2 separate regions of the Homo sapiens genome follow, and region 2 is linked to region 1. The links are chromatin contacts, found by Hi-C or POLR2A ChIA-PET in ENCODE. All regions are on one chromosome and are shown on one strand. The core of a region is the stretch at or near the end of the contact, and the rest is flanking DNA. Distances in the headings are between cores, read along the strand shown. Region 1 overlaps PHACTR1 (phosphatase and actin regulator 1). Region 2 overlaps PHACTR1 (phosphatase and actin regulator 1).

Region 1 (3,387 bases), core at 410-2,909:
CATTTTGTTGGATAAAAGGTGTGGAGTATGCAATCCTCCGTAGCAGAGCTTGTATTTTGTTTAGAAAGCAGTTACCACCATTGCTGCACCTGGTCTCATAATCACAAGGTTGACTGAGGGACCCCTTTACCATGTTACTATCTAGTAAAACTCATCAAATTCCACTACCTTTGCTTATTATAGTTTTGTTAACAGTAAAAATAGAAAGAATCAGCTGGGCATGGTGGCTCATGCCTGTAATCCCAGCACTTTGGGAGGCTGAGGCAGGTAGATCACCTGAGGTCAGGAGTTCGAGACCAGCCTGGCCAACATGGCAAAACCCCATCTCTACTAAAAATACAAAAAATTAGCCAGGTGTGGTGGCAGGCACCTGTAATCCCAGCTACTTGGGAAGCTGAGGCAGGAGAATCGCTGGAACCTGGGAGGCAGAGGCTGCAGTTTGCCGAGATCATGCCATTGCACTCCAGCCTGGGCAACAAGAGGGAAACTTCGTCTCAAAAAAAAAAAAAAAAAAAAAGAAAAAAGAAAGAGTCACAATATCAGACAAGAGTAGATTAGTTAAATATATACACAATATCCTAAGAGTAGAATATTATACAGATATTAAAAGCAATTCTGCAGGTTTGTTTATTTACATTCATTCATTCATTTAACAAGTATTTACAGAGAAACCCTGGTGTGCCAAACAGTGTTCTAGGCTCTAGGGATATAGTAGTGAACAAGAAAGAGATATTCACATGTTTTAAAGAGAAGGTTTAAAAATAGCATGCATATTATTTTATTACATATAAGCATAAAAATATGGAAGGATCTACATTAAAATATTAATCAAGATCTGTGTGATGAAATTAAAATGATTTTAATTTTTGCTTTTTTGGATATTTTTTTCTATGCTGGGCTTTTATTCCTCATGTAATTCTAGGTCTATAAAATAGACATTCGATTCCATTTCTCAGATGTCTTATAGCTCTAACAGAAACATGTTAAGTGACTTAACATGTAGCAGGACCTGTCTAACTCTACTATGTGGTTAGGGGTGACAGCATGGCTGGGCAGAAAAGTCAATGAGAAGTTTTTTTGTTTCTTTTTTCAGAAGGAGTCTTGCTCTGTCACCCAGGCTGGAGTGCAGTGGCGTGACCTCGGCTCACTGCTACATCCGCCTTGCCAGTTCAAACGATTCTCATGCCTCAGCCTCCCAAGTAGGTGGGATTATAGGCGTGTGCCACCACACCCGGCTAATTTTTGTGTTTTTAGTAGAGATGGGGTATTGCCATGTTGGCCAGGCTGGTCTCGAACTCCTGACCTCAAGTGATCTGCCTGCCTTTGACTCCCAAAGTGCTGAGATTATAGGCGTCAGCCACTGTGCCCCGCCCAAATGAAAAGTTTTGATGGCCTCTGGCAGCGACAAGCCTGGCTACTGAGGTTTAAAGTGTAGTGAAAAATAATTACATTAATTCTCCTAGGCTTTTTTCTTATTATTTGCTTTTGTCCACTTGCTTTTCTGTGTAAGTACTTGAGATATTAGAGTCTCAAAAAGTACTTGAATAGATGAGTTAATGATTTGCAAGGTGGTTGAACCTGTGCCCAATCATTCAACTGCAATATTGAAAGTAGCCACAAGATGGCGAGAACGCTTAAAAAGTAAAGAGACCAATAAAAATCCCACAGTCAGCCAGTGGGTGATGTGTTCCCTTGCAAATTGCCATTAACGTGAGCTCACTGACAGACATGTAATCATCAGCCTAAGGTGTCTTGTCTCCTTTGCCCCTGCTCAGCAGAGAGTGCAGCTGACATCAGTTACATAGAGGGGTTCCAGAATCTTCTCTCCCTGCAGCAACAGGGCTGCTTTGCTAAATATGGAAGCCCATGTGACACTTGACTTAGCAAAAGGCTTTAGACTTGCGTGAACTGCCTGTGTGGAGAGCTGCTTGTCCCTGAGGGAGAAGTAGCATCTGCAGTCATGCTGGAAGAAGAGAAAAGGAAACCATACTGTATATATATATAGTTTTTCTTGCCTTTGGTCAGTCTGAGGGCTGGAAAAGAGGGGCTGACAGAATGGTTGAAAGATAATAATAGTGTGATCAGTCTGCAGGCTTCAGAGGCTAGGGGTACAGCAGGTCCAAGGGAGGAGGAAGAAGGACCCCCCCAAAATACAAGTTGTAAAAAAATCATAAAGTATGTAATAATGAAGGATTCACAGGGTCATCTTGCATATATCTAAAACCTGTCCAGGGATTCGCTTTCCAGTTTATGAATGAAAGCAAGTGAACCTTAAAGCAGCATTTAAAAAAATTGTTGATGGATGAAGGCTTATTAGAAGATATAAATATAAAAATCTTGCTCTTGTTAACTTTCTTTTTTGGATTTCTGTGCCCCAGCCTCCCTCGCATTTGTGTGCCTGATGTGAAGTGCATACGCCCTGGAGCTGCACAGCTGTGTTTGGCTTCAGCTTTGTACGCATCTGTCTATGTGACCCTTTTGACCTCTTGGAGCCCTGGTTTTCATGCCTGTAAGATATGGCTTACAGGAAGAATCAGAGAGTCATGTTTGTAAAGTGTCTCACATGGCCCAGCACATAGTAGGGGTTCAAATAAAATGATTTTCCTTTCTTTCCAATCTCACCTTCAGCCACTTTACTTTCGAGTGTTGCCTGGACACTATATTGCCAAGACTGTGTGCTTTCTCTCTCTCTCTTCCTTCTCTGGAGGTCTCTATCTTCCTCTTTGTCCTGGAAATCCCACCATTACTTCAAGGTCTGGTCCAAGTAAAGGTGTTCCTCAGAGCCCCACTGCCCCAATGCCAAAGAGCACTCTGATGAAGTCTATTCTCCCTATCAATGATGATATCTCTTGTGGAACTTATGCTGCTTAATCAGAGATAATAGTTTCCATGTCTGCCATCCTCCTTTACTCCACATTGTGTGTTCCTGGAGCATGAGCTATGACAATGTCTTACATGTCTTCACATCTCTGAATAAATGGAAGAATGAACTTCAGTTGCACTGTTCTGTTCCTTTTTTTCCATGGGGGGAAAAAGATGTCTATAAATGTGTCTGAATCAGTAACTGCCAATGTTTTTGCTCTGCTTGACCATTAACTCAAGTTATAGTCAAAGAAAACAAAACATTTAGATAAGACCATATTATTATGTCAACAACCAAACTCGGTCCTTCGCTTGAAGATTTTGCAGTTGAGTCTGCAAAAACTCTAACTAGCTATAAATCCATATGGGAGCGTATGTTTCATCACTTCCCTCTGACAGACCCAGATGCAGCTCTGTATTAATTAAATCCAGGTCTGAAGAGCCACTATCCAAGCAAAAGAAGTTATGCATGTGTAGCTTATTACTTACATAAAGTGAAACCCTCCCTCACTAAATGCATTGTAT
Region 2 (3,423 bases), core at 541-3,040, 370 kb before region 1:
TTCAGTCTGAACAATGCTGTCTCTACTGGTGACCATAAGAAATAATCAAATAAATTGAAGTTTTCTTTTTGCATGGAAAGACTGAAAAAAAAAAAAAAAAAAAAAAACACTAAAAGCCCAAAATAAAGGACACTTCAGTTTTGACCTTGGAAAAAGAAGACTGGTAGAGAATGTAGTGGCAAGATGCTTTAAATGTATGCAGAGCAGGCAGCATTGTCTTTGCACATTACAGCATCTCCCTAGAGAAGTGACAAAACCCTTGTAGGTTTTGTTGGTCTGACTTGTTGAGGCTGACAGAGATTAGTTGTGCTGCACAGAGCTAATGGGCTTTCTGCCGTTTCCAGAACACCAAGGTCACAGCTTTCATTAGCATTTACAACTGCTTATTGTTTTGAGGGCCTTGATTTTAAAGTCTGGATCTCTGAAACTGTATCTGCATTTCAGGACAAAGGAAAAACAGAATTAACTTGGGTTTTCTGCAACTCAGCACCAGAGAAAGGTAACTGCATTTTCAGACAGATGGAAAGAGGAAATGCAAAAGTCCTCACAGAGAATGACAGAAAATAAGATCCTCTCTCCAAAAGTAGGAGGAGATGGGGTTTTCTAACAGGTATCCAGAAGTGTAGATGGGCTTGGTGGGATCAGGGGAAAGGGAGAAGCACTGAATTCTATCCCCTCTACATCCTTTGGAAACTTCCTCCTGAGAACCTATGAGTTCCATGAGGATTGGGGCATTTCTGTCTGGCCTTGGTTATTACTACATCCCCAGTTCCTAAGAGAGCATAGAGAGCATAATAGATGCTCATTTAGTAACTATTTAACCCAGATCCCACCAGTTCAGATGCCACACATGCTCCTTGGATGATCTCATCAACACTCATGACTTCCAATAGCATCAATATGCTGATGATTCCAAAATCTAAACCTCCAGTCATATTTTTGAGTTCCTGGCCACCTTTCTAACTGCTGTCTTGTACTCCTATGGGCCATCAGACTTAAAGGGTCCCAAATGAATTAACTCATCTTCTTCCCCCATACATCTTCCTCTCCAAGTGGTCTTGTATGGAGTCCTAGTGAGATGCCCAGGCCATGAAACTGGGAATCATCCTGTCTGAACTTCACTCTTGATGGCCAATCAACCACCAAGAGTCCTATATCCAAACCATCTCTGATTCCATCTACCACCACCTTGGGGAAGCAGTCCATCAGCATCTCTCCCAGTTGCTGCCAGCCTATCCCACTCTGGTCCTCCTCCAGCCCATACAGAATGATCTTTCTAAGGGACCGATCTGATCACACCACTCTGTGCTTGAAAAGTAAGTATGCCTTTACAGTGCTCACAGGACAGAGTCAAAACACTCAGTGTTCTGAAAGATTCTTCATGATCTGGCTACCTGCCTGTCAAGAATCTGCCCATTCTGTCCTTCACCCAGAATGATCTCTTCTTGGTTCCTTCCAGATTTGCATGCCCTTCCTCATAGCCTTACCATTCTTTTCCTTCCTCTTTGTCTGTCTAACTGACAATAATCCCTAACGTTACAGCTTAAAGCTTCAGTATCACTTCCTCTGTCTGCAAATCTCTTGGTTTAGGTGTCCTACAGTGTGCAACAATATTCCTGCATGTTCCATACCCCAGTGCTTGTTTTACTTTCTTTTATTGCCTGTCCTATTCACCAGACAACAAGGCTTACACTCTGTGAGGCCAGGGCCACCTCTGCCTCACTTAGACAACCAGGGATAGCTTCCTGTCCATAGAATCTGAGCAGGTGCACAGAACACCCTCCTACTCCACCCCTGCACAGAAGGGCTTCCTGCTTGGGGTTTAATGCTCTGTTGCCATTTCAAACTTTTCAATATTTTTTTATCTTTTGAACAAGGAACCTCTCACTTGTTCACCATGACATCTGCAGAGCCTAGCACAGAGTCTGGTAACTGGAGATGCTTAATGTTTGTGAAATAATTAAATGGATGCTACTTGGTGACTTTTCCTTACCTTTAACCTTTACCTCTTTCTTGGTTCTTTCCTTAGGGCAAACAACTGTATTCTCCATTAGAAATAAAACTCTTTAAAACAACAACAAACGAACAAAGCTGTCCTCCTACGCCAGCCTCTTCCTCCAGCTCACCCCTCTCACCTGTCTGCTCTTGGCTGCCAGACCTCTCGAAAGGGTGGTCCAGGCTCGAGGTCTCAGTAACTCTCCAGTCTGGCTTCTGTTCACACAGCTTTACTGTGCTGGTTCTCAGCATGGGTGATTTTGCCTCCTAGGATGCATTTGGTAATGTCTGAAGTTATTTTTGGTTGTTGCGATTGAGAGGGTGCTGTTGGCATCCGGTAGATAGAGGCCAGGGTGCTAAACATCTTCCAATGCATGGGACAGCCCCCACCACAAAGATCATTCAGTCCAAAGCATCAACAGTGCTTAGGTTGAGAAGCCTTGCTCTACTGAATCAATTCTTGATAAGGTCATCGATGATTCAATTGTCTAATCCAGTGGCCTTTTGGAGCCCTTATTTTACTAAACCTTTCTCTATTATATGATACCTTTGACTAATAGTCTCATATTTCTCTCTTAATATTTCCTAATTCCTGCTACTCAGCAGATCTCAGGTGTGATAAAAGCCCAGGGGTGCCCTATCCTTCAGAGTGGCTTTGGGCAGTATGATGCATGCCAGTCACCAGCTTGGGTCAGCCTGCTGTTTAACAAGTGTGAGATCTTGAATGAGACGGCATTCCTCTCTAAGCCTCAGCTTTTTCATCTCTGTGCGATGGAACAAAGAGAATACTTTAACTGCCAGTCCTGGTCAAAATTCTTAGTATTTTAGTGCTAAGAAGGGGCAGAGGAGAAGTTGGGAGGCGGGGAGGACATAGCTTGGTTGTTTTACTCCTCTGCTACCAGCCTTCCACCGCCTGACATTGCGCTAAGAATAATGCTTGAATTCACTCCACACCACAGCCTGGCCACAATGCCTCATTTACCTTCACTCCCTTATTCACAGTAGGACAACCCAGTAGCACATTCACAGTTTAGGGAAGCTGAGATGCCTCCTCTGATTCTACCAGGCAGAGGTAGTAGTTCTGTCTATGGAGTTCCCCATCTTGACGATGGCCTTATCCATTACATTGGTGATACCTGCGTACATGAAGATCTTCTCAGTTGGACGATGAATGCTCCAAAACCACCAATTACATCTTATTTATCTCTGTGTTCTTAGTACTTAGTACAGCAGCTGGCACATAATAGGGGCTCATTTGATTTTTTATGTTAAACAAATTAATAATCTCTCGCCCCTGGAGTTGTGCCCATGGGATGAATGAGAATGCTGGGCGTATGGGAAGGCATTCCTGCCACAGAAGAGGGGCTGCTGGGAGGGCTGAACAGCAGTTTTGCTTTTATTCCTCAGTACTATGCCCTTTTCTCTCTG

What was found. A loop is a pair of places that touch in the nucleus more often than their neighbours do. ChIA-PET counts read pairs that join two places held with the same protein, here RNA polymerase II (POLR2A). Pooled maps may share reads with other maps.
Region 2: a loop to region 1 is called in a pooled map, with 2.4 times the contacts of the local background. The contact joins two enhancer-like sites. A Hi-C loop is called at or near these places in 1 of 50 pooled maps. POLR2A ChIA-PET finds 5 or more read pairs at or near these places in 2 of 52 experiments (Caco-2 and H1).

The regions. Positions count from the first base shown.
Region 1 is chr6:12,892,308-12,895,694 of GRCh38, reverse strand. The region is part of intron 4 of PHACTR1 (phosphatase and actin regulator 1); the gene reads right to left. Among named protein-coding and RNA genes, the nearest start is that of PHACTR1, 180 kb to the right of the region's middle. Within about 2 kb of position 1,659, at least 2 of the 41 ENCODE cell types and tissues checked have a DNase peak (open chromatin) inside an H3K27ac peak, as active enhancers do.
Region 2 is chr6:13,259,923-13,263,345 of GRCh38, reverse strand. The region is part of intron 10 of PHACTR1 (phosphatase and actin regulator 1); the gene reads right to left. Among named protein-coding and RNA genes, the nearest start is that of TBC1D7, 67 kb to the left of the region's middle. Within about 2 kb of position 1,790, at least 5 of the 41 ENCODE cell types and tissues checked have a DNase peak (open chromatin) inside an H3K27ac peak, as active enhancers do.